2 separate regions of the Mus musculus genome follow, and region 1 is linked to region 2. A link is a loop called in an ENCODE intact Hi-C map of the cell type or tissue named here. Cell type or tissue: gastrocnemius. All regions are shown on one strand.

The links. Peaks named below come from ENCODE experiments on the same cell type or tissue, not always from the same donor. Only the 100,000 strongest peaks of a DNase experiment are listed, where the experiment ranks them.
Region 1: it touches region 2 in a loop (5-fold over the local background); 14 of 42 quality-filtered maps call a loop at or near these places.

Annotation. Positions count from the first base shown.
Region 1 is chr17:87,442,565-87,450,564 of GRCm38, forward strand. It overlaps Calm2 (calmodulin 2), which reads right to left and starts at 4,371. Exons shown (of 6, transcript NM_007589.5): 1 at 4,229-4,371; 2 at 132-162. The coding sequence starts at 4,231. In gastrocnemius, a CTCF peak has its summit at 4,745; DNase peaks (open chromatin) are centred at 2,924, 3,570, 3,850, 4,347 and 1 more place; H3K4me3 peaks cover 5,398 bases; H3K27ac peaks cover 5,254 bases.
Region 2 is chr17:87,310,714-87,318,713 of GRCm38, forward strand. All of the region lies in intron 5 of Ttc7 (tetratricopeptide repeat domain 7), which reads left to right. Among named protein-coding and RNA genes, the nearest start is that of Gm52284, 7.7 kb to the left of the region's middle. In gastrocnemius, CTCF peaks have their summits at 4,445 (motif pointing right) and 5,885 (motif pointing right); DNase peaks (open chromatin) are centred at 1,839, 2,976, 4,070, 4,462 and 2 more places; H3K4me3 peaks cover 2,118 bases; H3K27ac peaks cover 6,522 bases.

The DNA.
Region 1 (8,000 bases), 130 kb after region 2:
ACTGTATTTATGCTACATTCAACTTGTCACCATTCATGACATAATCAAAGGCATTTCATTTAATGATCTTGAGTTTGTTATCCAATTTATAACAAATCACAATGGATATAATCCAGCAGGATATTTCTTACCTGCAATCTGCTCTTCAGTCAGTTGGTCAGCCTACAAAGAGTTCAAAAAGGTGGATTAATGACTTATAAGTATGTAGACTAGCAGTTACAGGTTCAAGGTTCATGGTGTGCTATGAGCTGCATTCAGTCTAGTGAGCCTGGAACACAATGGGTAGGCAGAATGTGGACACAACTATAGAGCCAAGCAAACTTGACTCCGAGATTATGTCAAATAACTCAGAATTATATAAAACTTTCAAAAAACTTATAATTTATACACAAAAATATATCCAATAAAACCAGCTTCCTTTTCAATTAGACTCCCTTTTTTTGGGAGGGAAGGGTTGTACCGTTTTAGGAATGGCCTCATGAATTTCTCTAGAGCACAGCATAGAATCTGAAGAGGAACCAAAAGGTAACTTCCCTCCTCAACAACTCGATTTGATCCATGGCAGTGTGGTCATTAGTTGGAGGCCAGTCTGGGCAACACAGCAAGATCTTAATTTAAAAAAGCAATATCCAATTTAATTACAATATAAATTAAACTTATTTCTCCTTAATAGTACTAAGGGAAGAAAAAAGGGAAAAAGCCAAGAAGTTTAGTTAGACTTAAAATTGAAATGCCAGTTATGTTCGGTGTCTTTTACCACCTCTCTAAATACCCATCTCTCAACACCCTGGTTTTATAAGCTGTGCAACCTGGGACATATTACACAACCTTTCATAGATAACTTCACCTACACCACCAACCATGCAGCTAATGATTACCTACAATGTATATTAACCGAGCAGCTCAGTTCCCATACAGAAGGTGAAAACACAAATACCAAGCCTTACAGCGCACCATGCTTCCTTCGCAGTAACTCTAAGCAAAGAAAATTTACTCACACACACAAACAAAAGGCATGAAGAGCATCAACTGAGATCACCCTGAGCCTTAAAAGATGCCAAGCTTAACTGTAGGGTGGAAATCGGAAGGAATGCACGTTATGTCTTAAGAGCAGGAACTCAGCCAGTGACTCCACAGATTTCAGTTGCAATAGGTTGGGTCAAAGACTGATGGAAGTGTCTTATAGGTGTATACATAAAAGATAAGGTCTCAGGGAGACAAGGCACTAACAATAATTACATAAATAAATAAGTAAATAAATCTTAAAACAGTGCACACAAATCACCTTCAAGGAATGAACCAGGCACACAAAACTCGTTTCCCAGATAACTTGAAAACCTTTCAACTTTTGCTTCCAAGGCTTCGTGAAAAGTTCTTTCTTGAGTTTAAGGAGTTTTTCTACATTTTATTTTATGTGCATCTAGTATTCTGCCTACAAGCATGTCTGTGTTAGGACCCCTGGAACTGGAGTTACAGATGGTTGTGAGCTACCATGTGAGTGCTGAGAATTGAACCCAGGTCCTCAAGAAGAGCATCAGTGCTCCTAACCCTTAAGCTATCTCTCTAGCTCCGAGTTTAAGTTTTTAAAATAAACTTTACCAATAAGTTCTAGAATAAAAACTCCTAAAAATCAAAAGCAAAGACTTCCTGGCACTCAGTATTTTCAACTACTTTTTCTGTCTATGGAGAGTGCCATTTTCTTAGAACCACAATTATACTTTTGGGAAAATACAAGCTCATTAACATGTGTTTATCACACTAAGGGGAAGACCAAGTCACCAGAGAGATGACTAGTTCTTCGCTCTCTCCATTCTTCAAGGCTTGCTGTGATGGTCTGACCCTCATTCCAGAGGCTTCCAGTATGCTTTCAGGCTCCATCCCAACCTACTGAACCACATCCTGCACTTTGGGTTACCACTGTTGATCTTCATTTAGAAACTAACCTGCATTACAGAGTCAGCTGAACTGAATGCATTACACGAGCACTCAAATGGCTGAAAAGTGATTTTTTAAAAAAATCTAGCGTATGTGAATAAATGTATGACTCCATGGCTTCAGTGAACACAAACACATCTTCATCCTGTTCATCGAGGCTTCATCTATCATCTCTTCTACAATTATAGCAAAACCAATAGAAGTTATTTCTGTAGGAAAAAGGAGGTCTTTATTCTGACAGAATGGCACCCTTCCTATAAAAGCATCTGAGGCAAAAAAGAAACCAGGGGAGAACAAAACTTCATCGAAATCAGGGCCTTGACTGAAAGTCTCAACTCTAGCTTAGCTACAAGTTTCTATGTTATAATGCAGCCAAAGCAAATCCCTATCTTTGAGCCTAATAAAAACCTTCAGCTTAATGGACTGACTTAGACACACTCGAGACATTTTCTACTGTTTACATCCTGTGTCACCCAGCCATCAACAGCACATTCCTTTCAATACATGACATCCCAATAAAAATACAATGACTGCATGCAAATCCAAGGGCTTTGTAATCAGTTCTATATACATAGGTACCTAACAGAACAATTTTTTTCTCTTTAACGAAGTCCTCAGAATCTAAAGTCTTAAATATTATGAAGTTACTAGAATAGTTGTCGATGTAGCAACGATACATTTAAATATAAAACTTACTGGGGAGAACCACTGTTAAGATATAAATTCTAATTTTCCAGTAAAGATTTAAATCCTATGCTAACTAAAAAAATAATAAGTTACTATACAACTTGGAGTGTCAATTACTGCCTATAATTTACATCGTGTTTCCCCTTACAAAGAACAAATTCAGTCAGCATATTAAAATTCATTAGTTAAAAAATATATATCAAAAAGAATTCACCAAAGTTAAATGAAGGCTAGCTCTCTCAAGGTGAACACTCCCCACACCCAAGCAGGCTGGAGGTTTCAGTTGGCAGGGATTCCCAACTACTGTTTAAGATGTCACCTTGCCTCCTGGACACACCCATTGCTGTAACCATTTGGCAAGGGAGTAAAATAAGTATTGCAAATTATCGTCCTCATTAATTTTTTTAAAACAGAAAACACGAAGAGGGACTTATTTTTCAAAGCTCTTTCTAAAATCTCCTGCTCTCTTTTACACTCTTTAAGTGTACAGTTACTGACGGCCATTATTGCATAGGTGAACTGTCCGTAAGAACTAAGATCAGATGGCAACTTCCACTCTGAAACGCAAGTCGTTTTCAAGGAACTCTGCGTGTGGTAGAGGTGAACAGGAGTGCACCTGAGCACTCAAGAATTTAGCGACCCGCCCCTTAATTGCTACTTCCACTAGCTCATGGGGGCCGAAAAACGCCTTTGAGACCCTAACTGAGGTCGGTTGCTTTCCCTTTACGAGCTCTATTTTTTTTTTTTTTGAGAAAGCGCCCGACTTCCAGCAAAAGCTTGTATTCTTCAACGATTTAAAAAAAGAAAAAAAAATTAATCATCCAGTCTGGGTAGCGGAAGCCAGCACCAGATGGAGTGAACAAGCAGCAGCAGCAGCAGCCCTGCGCGGAGGGGGAGGGGGGACTGCTGGGGTCCCCTCCCCCGCCCATCCCCGCAGCGCCGCGGGCCGCCCAGACCTCCGCAGTCCTGCAGGTGCCAGCGCAGCAGCTGGGGCGCGAGCCGAGCCGAGCCGCGTAGGGCGGCGGCTCGGGGCCCCGCGCGCTCACCCCACCCGACCCCCGCGGCGGGGGTCCCCGCACGGGCTGGACCCACGGGGCGCGCCCCCGGCCCGGCCCGGCCCGGCCTCGCGGGGATGCGGGCTAACGGCGCCCGCTCGCCTCGGGGCCCCGCGCTCCTCCCCACCCCACCCCCCGCGCATGGCGGCCGGGCGGACAAAGGCGCTTCCTGGCGCCCGCGCTCGCTCGGCGGTGGCCGTTGGCGGTTTGAATCCGGCCCCCGGGGCTGACCTTTGGCGCCGCCTCGGCCGCAGCCCCTCCTGCTCTGCTCTCTCGACCGAGCCCACGGCCCCGCACCCCAGATCCATCCTCCCCCGGCCAAGCCCCGCAGCGGTCCCCCGACTCATCTAAAAGGGAACCCAAGAGGACAGGGGTGGGGGACACCTGCGACACAAGTGTCGCGGGGGGCCTCCTGGCTTTTTTTTTTTTTTTTTTTTGGTGCCGTCCCTCTGGCGAGGACAGTTCTGAGAGGGGAGGTCCCCTCTTTAGTCAATCCGCTTCAGCATCTTTCCCCGACCCGCGGGGCGCCGGCCGCTCAGCTACGCACTCACCATGCTGCAAGGGCTACGGGTTTCCGAGACGCGACCAGACAACCGCTCGACTCGCTCGCTCCACTCGGACTAATTCTCCTCCTCCGCCCCCAGCTCCTCATAAACACCTCCCTCCGCCTCCCTCCGCCAGATCCCTCCGCCTCATCCAGATAACGGAACCTAGCGAACGAGTCCCGGCCAGCCCCCGCCCCCTCCCCCCCCCCAACTCTCCGGGAGACCCCCTTTCTCCGCAGTCACTGGGCAGACACGCAAGAGAGAAAGGGGAGCAGGGGGACGGATGACGTAAGTGGGTTCCACTCCCAGGCAAGCCGTTAAAAGGCCGGGGGAACCGCGCCTGGCAGGAGCTACTTTGCGGCGCGGAGGAGCACCGCGGTGGCGGTCGACCAGGCGAACCTCGTTGAGCTTGCTGCTGATTGGCTGATTTGTACCTGCAATGCGTCACTTTCTCTCGCAGCCGGAACGCGGTTGCGGCTTCTGCCGTTGCTTGCTCGCGCCGCGCTGTCCTGGCAACTGCGCCAGGCGGCAGCGTGGCTCTCTCTGCGCTCGGCTGGAGGACCTTCTTCCACCCGTCCTGCCTGCCACAGACACACGCACACACTCACCTTCCCGCCCCGTATGGAGGTGCTGCTGACAAAAACAACACGGGCCAAAACAAAAAATAAATAAAACTGAAGGACACCCCCCCCCCCCAGTAAACACCCACCCAGCGCGCCCAGCTTCTCAGCGTTGCTGCATAGGGAGGCCGGTCGTTTTTCATTACACGGTGCCGAACCCATGCAGCTCAGCTGACAAGCTAATCAAAAAAGGGGCTTCCGTTTATGCCTACCCTTCGCTTCTCTTTCCTAGCAGTAATTTATCAGAAAGCTACTCAAACCCACTGTATCCGAGAGTGTGTGCTGTCGGTCTCCCCAAGGAGCCCCTCTGAAATTAGAAGCCCAAAGTAGACAACCAGAAAAGGATGATGGGGGTTAGAGAGGAAAATAAGGATTCCATCCTCAAAATACAGTGCCCAGAGAAGATTGATGGAACAGCCACGGCCCAGAGAGAATTAGGAAGATGGCGAAGGCAGAAAGAACTTCCCAGTTGAAAAAGCACCACCATGCAAACCCTCAAACCGTGGAGAGCAATCACTTTGTAAAAAGCAAGGCAAGATGAAACCTCAACTTCAGAAAGAAGCCTGCCTTCAGGATAGTTTCCCCGTTCAGCAAGAACATTTCGGTGCTAACAGCTATATGCACCCACTCGGAGAGTCCATTTTAACCTCCTTTACCTAAGTTAGACATCCCTCACACCTTTAAACATATCTTTTAATGAAGCCAGAGCTGGGCCCTCTTTCAGTCATGGAAACCAGACATTAAGCGGCCTTCTAATTAGCACTAACAAAGCTGACACCCTTTCGAACGAATGCCCACTCGATGGGAATACCAAACCAAACCAAACCTCAGATTTCTGTTTCTATTATCCTTGCCAATGTGGTGCCCTGATAATACTGAAAGGGAGGAGAGCTAATTAACCTTACCCCACAAATGAGATAAATATCATTATTTGGGAATATTACTTTAAAATGGGCACCTCCAGCCAAGAATCTGACGCCACCGTTCCGTTCCAGTGCACTACATTCTGGTAAATTCAAAGTTTTTCCAAGATATACCTCAGAAATTTGTCTGTGACTCCTCCTCAGATCTTCAGATGGAAGACCTACTAATTTTTTTTTTTGTCTTTCCGCTGACTCAGTAAAAATATTCTCTCCTTACACAGTACCCCATTAGCATGCGGTGATTTTACATATGAAATTTTTAATGGTGGGAAATTGAATGACAAAATGAATAATCACCTCTTCAAGGGAAGGAATTTTTAAGAGGATTGGTGCAGAATGTATGATAAGTACGCACTGACTCGTGCCTAGAGAGACGCGGTAGTGCTTGCTAACAAGTATATAGAAATATATTTTTTTTTTAAATAGAGAATATAGGAAAGCTCTTCCAGGTTTCGTAGGTTGGGTTTTGGTAACGCCTTTCTTGCATAATCTTCCTTGTTGACCTCTTAAGAAGACAAAGAAAAGTCAAGGGTTACATTTAAAGCCATTGCGGTTTATGTGTATTTGAGACTGTTCCAAGTCAATTTATTTATAGAGCACTTGTCTTCCGAAATATGACAGAGATCTCCGCCTAACCCTGGCAGTTGTCAGTGAAACGCAAAGTCAGCGAAGACTGTGTATCAGAGCCTTGGAAATATCTTTTTTTTTCTTCTGTCTGGTTCCCACGGTGAGATCTTAGAGTTCTCTACCTTTGTCCATCTTGGGGGAAAGAAAAAAAACAAGCAAGTTCTTCCCCATCGCTGCTTCTTCCTCATTTTCTGAATTGAGATAATACCGCCTTATCTCTGGATAGCTTCCTTTCCGGAGCTTCTCTCTCTTTTACCCAGTTTTGCTAGTTAGCAGTGAAACAAGCAAACAGAACATCACATAACACCATTCTTGAATATAGTCTATGGGTTTCTGAACAAATTGAAAAAATTAAGTCCTACTTTTTCCAGGGCATTGATCCTATGCAATGAGTCAATTTCTCTTCTATGATCTAGAATGGAATTGGGGAGGTAGGACGGAAGCCATCTTCTTCCACGGTTCAGACTCGTCGCCCTGGCTGAGAAGGTTACGCTGTTTTTCCTTTAATGAGGCAAAGCAGGACTAAGATGAGGCGACAGTTAGCTTTCCATCACTGTGACGAAACACCTCGATTCAAGAAAGCACCATGGCAGCTGCAGCTGGGGCTGACACTCACTTGTCTCTGTCACTTCCAGGCCTGTGTGGAGGAAAGCATCCTGGAAACGTCAGGGGAAAGAGCAAAGCTCTTAGAGAACTTAATGTTATAACCAAGCCTCTCCCCACCTCCCCAACTCATTAATCCATGAGGCCACGGAGGAATCAATCTATTCATGAAGTCAGAGCCATCGTGATCCAATCACCTCCAAAGGTCCCACACTGAAGAGTGTAGCCTTGAATACCATGCCTGCCACACATGAGCTGTTATAGAATACTTAGGAGTCAATCCAGGGCTGGAGAGATGGCTCAACAATCACGAGCTCTATCTAGCTCTTCTTTCAGAGGACTAGAGTTTAGTTCTCAGCACCCACGTTGGGCAGCTGTATGCAACTCCAACTACAGAGAAGCCAATGTCCTCTTCTGGCCTCTGCAAGCACAGATACTCATATGTGTGCAAGAGTACACACACACACATGCACACGCACAGGCACTCGCACACATGCACAGGCACGCGTGTTGATACAGCAGATAGGTCAGATTAAGTAAATTACAAGGAATGCAAGTTCATCTCTCAGTTCCAGACCTGGGAGTCCAAGAACACGGTTCTAGCACTTGGTGTGGTATATGAACCTTCTGGCGTCGTCATCACATGGTGGAGGGCTTCACCGGGTGATGCAGACCCAACACACTAGTTTGTATCTTCTTATACAGCCACTAAAGGCATCCTGACCTGATCTAACACTACTTCCTGAAGACCTGCCTCCAATTTCCAGTAACATGGATTTGGGGGTTAAGTGTCCACATGTAAGTGTTTAGAGGGCACATCCAAATCATAGCACATGGGGATGTGGGTAGAGGTGGGAGGGGGAAAGGGGTGGTTTCAGCCCTGTGAGAAAGGACAAAGGGATGGGAGGTGTGGTCATTACCTCCGCTAGCATCCATTATCTTCAGAGCAAATGTGCATCCCTTGGAAAGTAGACTGAGGAAAGAACAGAGAATTCTCCAACCCTG
Region 2 (8,000 bases):
CTCTAAATCCGTGCCTCCACTTGTGAACCAGCAGGCAGCGCCAGGACCATGTCTGCCTTGCGGCACGGTGGGTATTAAACCATTAAATGAGCACCTGTCACTGCCAGGATGCTGCTGTCATGACTGCTTGGAACATCAAAACCAGGAGCACTGTCAGCTACTTTTAGTATTTTTTAAAAGATTTATTTATTTATTATCTATAAGTACACTGTAGCTGCCTTCAGACACACCAGAAGAGGGTGTCAGATCTCACTATAGATAGTTGTGAGTCACAACTGAGTCATGTGGTGGCTGGGATTTGAACTCAGGACCTCTAGAAGAGCAGTCAGTGCTCTTAACCACTGAACCATCTCTCCAGCCCCTTTAGTATTTTTTTTTAATGCAGTTCATGGTTGGATAGGCTGCTAGCCTGGATAAAAGTTCTATACCTTTAATTTTTCTTATCTTAGGCTCTTAAGTACAAAGCTAGGAGTGCTGGGGTCCCCATTTGACTTAGACATGTGGATCTGAAGGCCCAGAAAGCCCAGGCAGCTCTCTGCTCAGGGTGGGGCTGTCCACAGCCCTCAGCTCCCCAGACCACCTGTAGCTATGGAGGGGCCCCAGAGCACACAGACACTGAGAGGCCGAACTGTACCAACCCTCCTCCACATCTGTTGTTGTTGTTGTTGTTGTTGTTGTTGTTGTTATTAGTGCTTCTTCAGTTGCTGGTCATCAGAGACAGTGGTGTAGACATTGGGTTCCTCTTTTTACTGCCTAGAGACTGTAGCTTGGGTCCGCCATTGTCCTGGCCTTCCTTGACTCAGATGCTGACATTCCTCCCACACCCACCACACCTCTGGCAGTTCCCTGCCTTGGAGCCTTGAGGAAAGGTCAGGGGTCATTTGTTTAAGGCTGTCAGCCCCTTATGAAGGAAGCCCAGTGTGAACCTCCACAGCAGATTGGCTACAGCCTGCATCTAAATAAAGCTGTCATTAGAACAGCCACACTCACTCACTCATTCATTCATTCATTCATTCATTCATAAATTGTCTTTCTGCAGATCTGAGTAATTGGAGACCTTAAAGAAAACCAGTATTTCCTTTTTTGTTGTTGTTTTTGAGGTGGTGGAGGGGTTTCAAGACAGAGCCACACTCTGTAGCTCAGGCTGTCCTGGCACTCTCTAGGTAGACCAGGCTGGCCTCAAACTCAAAGAGATCCTTTTCCTGCCTCTGCCTCTTGAGTGCTGGGATTGAAGGGGTGTACCACGACACCCATCTTTATTCCCATCTATACTTTATGTAGAGCTTAGGCGTCAACAGGACAGTTAGCAGGACACAGACGAAAGGGAGGACTTGATAAATGGATCCCTGTGCAATCAAGTCTGTAGGCAGGGACAGTTGTAATGAATACCCTCTCCCCAGCCATTCATTTAGTACATAGTCTTTAGAACAATTGGTGTTACTTAAGTCCATGCTAGAGTTCCAGCAGGCATTTGTGAAGTGCTCTGCTTGCATAGTTTAGTGTTCCAACAGGTCTCTGAGGTAGACCTTACTTAGCCTCTCGACCTCTCTGATGGGAAACGGAGGCAGGCACAGAATACAAAAGTAGCTTGTCCTGGCTGGAGCTAAGATCCCGCCTGTGGGTCTATCTGAGTGGTACGTGGAGCTGCCATTCCTTTTTGAACTCTACGCAGCCGAGGGTGGTCTTGAACTCTCAATCTTTCCATCTGCATGTTCAGAGTGCTGACATTACAGGTGTGTGCCACTACAGCCCTGGCCCTCTGACTGCACTGATCACGGTCTGTCCTGTTCCTATGCCTTACCCAGCCCTCCAAGTGCCTGGGGCTTAGCGCCGGCCGGCCGGCTTCCCAGAGCCTGTTCACGCTTGGCTGACGCTGTGGCCAGGCTCCTGATGAGGAAAGTCAGTCACGAAGGGACTGGAGTCAAAGGCAGCTCTGTGACCCCAGTGAGTTCCTTTACTCGCTGGCTCTACTCCTTGTCACATCCAGGGACTGTGAGAGGCCAGTGACAGGGAATAAATGGACCTAATCTTTGGTGGGAAGTGGTGCTGTTACCGCCCTCCCCCCCACCCCCCACACCATGATACCCTCTCCTCTCTCCCACTCTCCTTTCCTCACTTCCACTCTGCCAGTATAGAAGTTAAAACATGAAGGACAGCCAGGAGGGACGGAGAGAGAGCAGCTGATTATCAGGATCTGTTGACTGCCAGACTGGACTATGTACTTTGTAGATTCTCCTCTGAAGAAGGTCGTGTGGCCCCACTTCACCGCTGAGGGACAGGAACTTGAACCCCACCCACCAAGCCTCTGGTCTAGGTGTGAGTGCCCTTCAGCCTCACCCCTCTCTGAGGTTTGGGGTGTGGAAAGGCAGCCTGGCCACCTGAGGAGTGTGGAAAAGACTGTGCCCTGGTTTGGTATCCAGCGCCTGTGAATGGATCTTCGGGGCATTAACTTGGTTCCTTTCTGTAACTCAGTCATGTGTTCTGAGGGTGGATCTGGCTGTAGATCCTCCCTCCTCCCTCCTCCCTCCTCCCTCATGTACACCAGATCCCTGTTTTCTTCGACTGCATTCCGCATACTCAAGCAAGAAAATGTGAGTGAGAGTGGGTCTACAGGGTACCCCCCCCAGGGGTAGAGGCGTTAACTAGTCCACACTTCCTCTGAAAGGGCAGGTCAGTTCTGATGCTTTTTTGTTCTGTGTGACTGGGCTGGCTCCCCTCCCTTCATCCCTTTTGCCCCTGAAGCACACAGTTCATTCCCAGAAGCCAAGAGACTGGCTCCACCCTAACCACGGCTCATAAAGAGGAATGGAAATGAATCGTCATTTCTTGTCAAGTAAACAGCCTGGAAGTGAGTAGAAGTCCCGGGGACTCGTGTCCCGGGGACTCGTGGCAGTCACTCTGCCTCTGTCACCAGGACTCATGGCAGTCACTCTGCCTCTGTCAGTTCCCTGTGGCCCCCTGCAGATCAGCCCTGGCTTCTTGTGCTGGCAGACCAGCACAGACTTCCTTGGAGTGGAAGCTGCGGCGCTCTGGACCCACCTGGGCTACAATCGTTTCTCACACTAGCAGCAGCTGTTAACTCTGTGTGACAGGCAGAGAGGGTGTTGCCTTCTGTGCGCTTCTGGGAAGGAGGAACATATACATTCCTCGTCTTACTAAGGAGAAGAGGAAGAAAGGAATCGGTCTGAAGTCGAGGCCATTAGAAAGCATGCAGAGCCTTGGAAGCTGGCGTGGACCTGAGTCCATCCAAGCCCTCCCTCCACCTAACGTTTTGCTCACTATATAATCCTGTGATTACATATAGCTGCCCACAACTGGTCTGCGTTAGCGACCTGAGTAATTATATATTATTGTCCTTTGGCCAAAGCTGTATACTCCTTGGGGAATCACAGGCTCTAATATTGTTCTTAAACAAATGTGTTTAGTCTCCTTAGCCCAAAGTTTCTTTTAAAACTATTTTGGTTTGGGAGACTGTCTTGGCCGTGGTAGGTTTCGTCAACATCTCTGGCCTTTAACCCACTAGATGCCAGAAGCACCCCGCCAAGAATGACAACAACCAAAAATACATCCACGGGCACGGGTGGATGCTGAGGTGGGAAGCAGGCAGCCTCCAGGGGAGACCCATCGTCTTAGCCTAAAGGGAAGACATTCTAGGGTAGAGGGGTAGCTGCATTGGTTATGGCCCTGAACATCTGAGTTCTCGGAGTCTCTGGGAGAGCAAGAGAAAGCCCCTCGGTGTGGGAACTTTCCACACCAGCCCTGACATCACCCAGCAGCTCACTCCCTAAGAGCCCCAGGACCCCCTGTGTACCCTTGCTCTGTGGCTGGACCTGTGAACAGGTTCAGGCGGGGCCAGAGAGTCAGGGAGTGGGCTGCTGCCTGGGATGGGGTGGACTCCAGAGGTGGCTGAGGGGTGTAGGGTTGGAGCTGGGAGGTGCTGCTGTGTAGAAGAAGGTTCCTGTAGGAGTCTTGGGGGTGGAGCCTGAGTCCTGGGGGTGGAGTCTGAGTCCAGGGGTGGAGCCTCTGCTGAGAATGGGGTGGAGCTAAACCAAGGAGGGGCGCCTATTGGTCTCACAGAGCACTCACCTACCCCCCTGCCTTTGCTGCCCCCTGCTTAGTCGGGTCTTGTCCCTGTGCACAAGAGGTGGCATTCACTTGATCCCCACAGCTTCTCTCATATTCTGATCTTCCAGAAACCTCCGCCCCTTTCATGCTGGCCAAGTCTGGTGCCCGATTACTCATATGTCTGAGTGACATTCACTTTTTCCAGGGGCCTTGCCCTGTTGATTTAGCAGCTGATTCCCTCCAGATGGTCCTGTCTTTTGTGTTATGGTAATAGTGCTTCCTAACGGAGCTCAACTAGAAAGCCTGAGCAGAAAAAAACATCCCATGAACAGGATGGGGGCCAGAGAGCCTGCAGCTTCACTTCCCCTCGGAGCCACGAGAGGGCAGTCATGGATTCCAATTGGAGTCCGGCCCCAGGCGGTTCTTTGGTACCTGAGCCTCCGGGAGGGGGCACCTACTGAATGCTGGAGGAGGGCTTTGGTAGCCAACTGGACCTAGAGTCCTGCCTGTAGAGGAGCCCCAGGAAGAAACCTGGGCCTGCAGGGAGCAGCTCCAGGGGTTAGGCAGAGGACTGGGAGGAGGGTAAGGCTCACGACCTGAGCTGGGGAAGCTGGCAGCCCTGTCTCTGACCACAGCAGGCCTGAGAGCCCTCCCTCAGGCACCTGCCAAAAACAGGAACAGGAACAACTCTGCCCCAAAACCCATCACAGGCACGGGGACGGTTTCTTCTCTGGGTTGTTCCCCTTCTTTCTGCCTAGAGCTGGCAGAACCCATTTTCTGCTTAGGTCGAGGTGCGTTTGAGCCAGGTGGTCTGTGTATTTTATCATGCATTGCTTTAATCCCTAAGGCAACAGGTATTTCACACTGCACCCCAAACAAGAGAACAGGTGCTTTCCAAGGGGGTCGCCTCGCTGCTGCCCCTGCCTAGGTGGCTCCTTTAGCCCTGTAATCAATGAATCAGTCAATCAATAAATCAACCCCATTCTCCCAAGTTGCCCTAACTTGTCTGCCGGGAGTAAACTCTGAAGGCGAAGTGCACTTTAGGTTATCAGCGGTGGTCTTGCTTTTAGCGGCCACGTGCGTGTTTGTGTCTGCAGGCCTGGGGGAGGGGTACAAGTTGTTCTCACTGGGTTCAACCTGGAAGGCTCACTAGCAAAGCTTGTGTTGTCTCCCAGTTTTCTGTGTCTGCTTTGGGGGTGGGGGTGGGGGACAGGAGGACCTCTCTGAGGGCACGGCCTGTATCTGTTGTTTGTGCCCACTTCCCCAACGGCGTGAAGTGCTGCCTGACATCCTCTGTCTTTCATGCTCGGCTTGACTGTCAAGGTGGAAGTTTTGGTTTTGAGGCCGGTGATTTGGGTCTGTGGTGAAAATGAGCATCTGGATAATGGTTGAACGTCACCCGACCTTGTCCTCCAGTGGCCTCACTATTCTGGGTACTTGACCAGAGATCCCTCATGGACGTGCCAGCCCTCAAATGGAGACGTCTAACTAGAGTTGTATGTAGTATCCTCTCGACGACCAATTCTTACTAATATATCATTTTATTTCAAATCATACTCTCACCATTAAGCACCTACTGTGTGCAAAACACTTGTTTTTGACGAGTTCCCAGGAAATGAGGTGAACAGCAGGAGGCAGACTACTTATCTGTGGCCGTGGGTGCGATAGTCAGTCAGTCCGATAGTCAGTCAGTCCCTCAGCCTCTCTCGTTTGCTTCATGATGACTGCCAATGACAAACAGTGCAGCTGACCAGGTACTGAGCGTGCAGAAGGCACTTTGTAAATGGCATAGCGAACAAACGGAGTGCCAGGAGCCCTGGAGCACAGATGGCCAGTAGAGGGAAGTGTGAGAGTTTGTGAGAAGACCGCCGTTGTCTTTCTCCAGGGACTCAGAGCTGAAAGTGCTGGGTGTCTGTCGGCCATTGGCCTTGGGCACGTGATGCCCAGAAAGACAGGCATTGTCCAGGCTTAAGTTTTCTATTAGAAGGGGTTGGGGTGCGAGTATTTTATTTAGTTACGTATATTTGCTGGTGTCAGGAGGAATTGCAGGTCCCCTACACACTTGGCAAGTGCTCTACCATGGAGCTGCAGCCTCTCCCACAATAGTAATTTCTTTTTTGAGAGAGAGAGAGAGAAAGAGAGAGAGAGAGAGAGAGAGAGAGAGAGAGAGAGAGAGGATTTCTGTAGCCCTGGCTGTCCTGGAATTCACTCTGTAGACCAGGCTGGCCTTGAACTCACGGATCTGCTTGTCCCTACCTCCCGAGTGCTGGGATTAGAGGTGTGAGCCACTATCACAAGCTCACACTAGTCATTTCTTCAGAGCATTATGGGTATCAGGAGTTCTGCTTGAACTGGGGTAATGAAGCCTTATGAGAAATTTTGAAGGCTGAAAACTGTCAAGGGCTTTGGAAAATGTGCTGCACTGCTGGCTGTGGGGGTAGGGGGACTGCTGTCCTACTACGTCCCACCTTCCTCCTGGAGTCCTATGCTAGCTGAGCTGCTAACACCCCCACCACCCGCCTCTTGGCCAGTTGGACCTGACCTTAGTTGCAATAACCGGCTTCCTGGCTTCTCCTCATGCAGCCCGTTTCTGGGCCAGGGTTTGTTTGAGGCTCTGTTTGGATACTGTTAAAAGTGGGCAGCTTGGCTCACAAAGGTCATCAGGAGAGACCAGAACAAAGAGATCTTTCAAGCTGGCTTCTCACTGGGCAGCCAGAAAGGGCCAGGGAAAACCCCAGCTCCACCCGGCACAGACAGCTGCAGGTTGGGCTAGGTTTGCTCAGGCTGTGGCTGTCTGAGCCGTTTGAGAATGCCCCCACCTAGACATTTCTTAGAGGGGCAAGCTGAGGCAAGGGGTATTCTTAGCACGGGAGAGCCAGGCAACCCAGGCAAGGATTCCAAATCTCCTGTGTGGCCCTGGCCACTGGAACCTCTTGTATGGATTGTTTCTTTAAAAGCGGTCGATATAAATTAGGATTTACTCAAAACATGCCTGAGGGCGATGATTTACTTAGCAAAAGAGTTCTCAGGAGCCTGTTCAGATGTCAAAATCTCTTACAGATCTGAAAATTATTTAAAAAGCTAGCAGACCTTTGGGATGTAGGGTTGTGTTTGAATGCAGCATTTCGTCCCCGTGTGTCCTGGGAGTGGTCAGTGCTTAGATGTCAGCCCCATGTGTCCTGGGAGTGGTCAGTGCCTAGATGTCAGCCCCGTGTGTCCTGGGAGTGGTCAGTGCCTAGATGTCAGCACCCCTTCCCCAGCGTCCGTCCGGGAGTGGCCTGTCTGCTGGTCCTGGCATGTGAAGCCTCTTTGGCAGTGACAGAGAGGACAGTCCCTCCTGTGGCTGGGGAAGAAGAGACATTAGGCACTGTTGGCTCCTGCCTCCTGGTAGCAGCCCGAGCCAGGCTGCCAAGGAAGAGGCTGCCAGGCCTCCCGTAGAGTGGAAAATCACCCACAGCCCCAGGAGTGGCCTGCCTCTTCAGAGCCACGGAGTTCTAGGCAGCCCCAGGGACCAGCCTGCCTCAGCCTGTGGACGCAGCGTCCACCCTCCTCCCTAACCCTCTCCCCACCTCATGTCCTTTTTTTCTTTCTCCTATAATCCACTGCATTCAGTTTGTATTTAATATATGCCCCTGGGTGTGGGACCATCCACTGGCATCCACTGGTCAAACCAGTAGCCACACCCTTAAAGAAAACCAACTCTCCCTTCTCCAGAAGAGAAGTTATCACCTGTCAATAACTCCTCAGTTAGGGATGGGGGTTCATGGGCATCTCCTCCATCCGTGCTAGAGTGTGGTCGGGCTTCATTTTGTTCATGCAACCACAGATGCTGTGAGATCACGAGTTACAGAAGTCCTGTCAATCTAGAAAATACTGCTTCGGTCTGGTCCTCTCTGGCCTCTGGCTCTTATGAATCTTTCTGTCTCCTCTTTGAT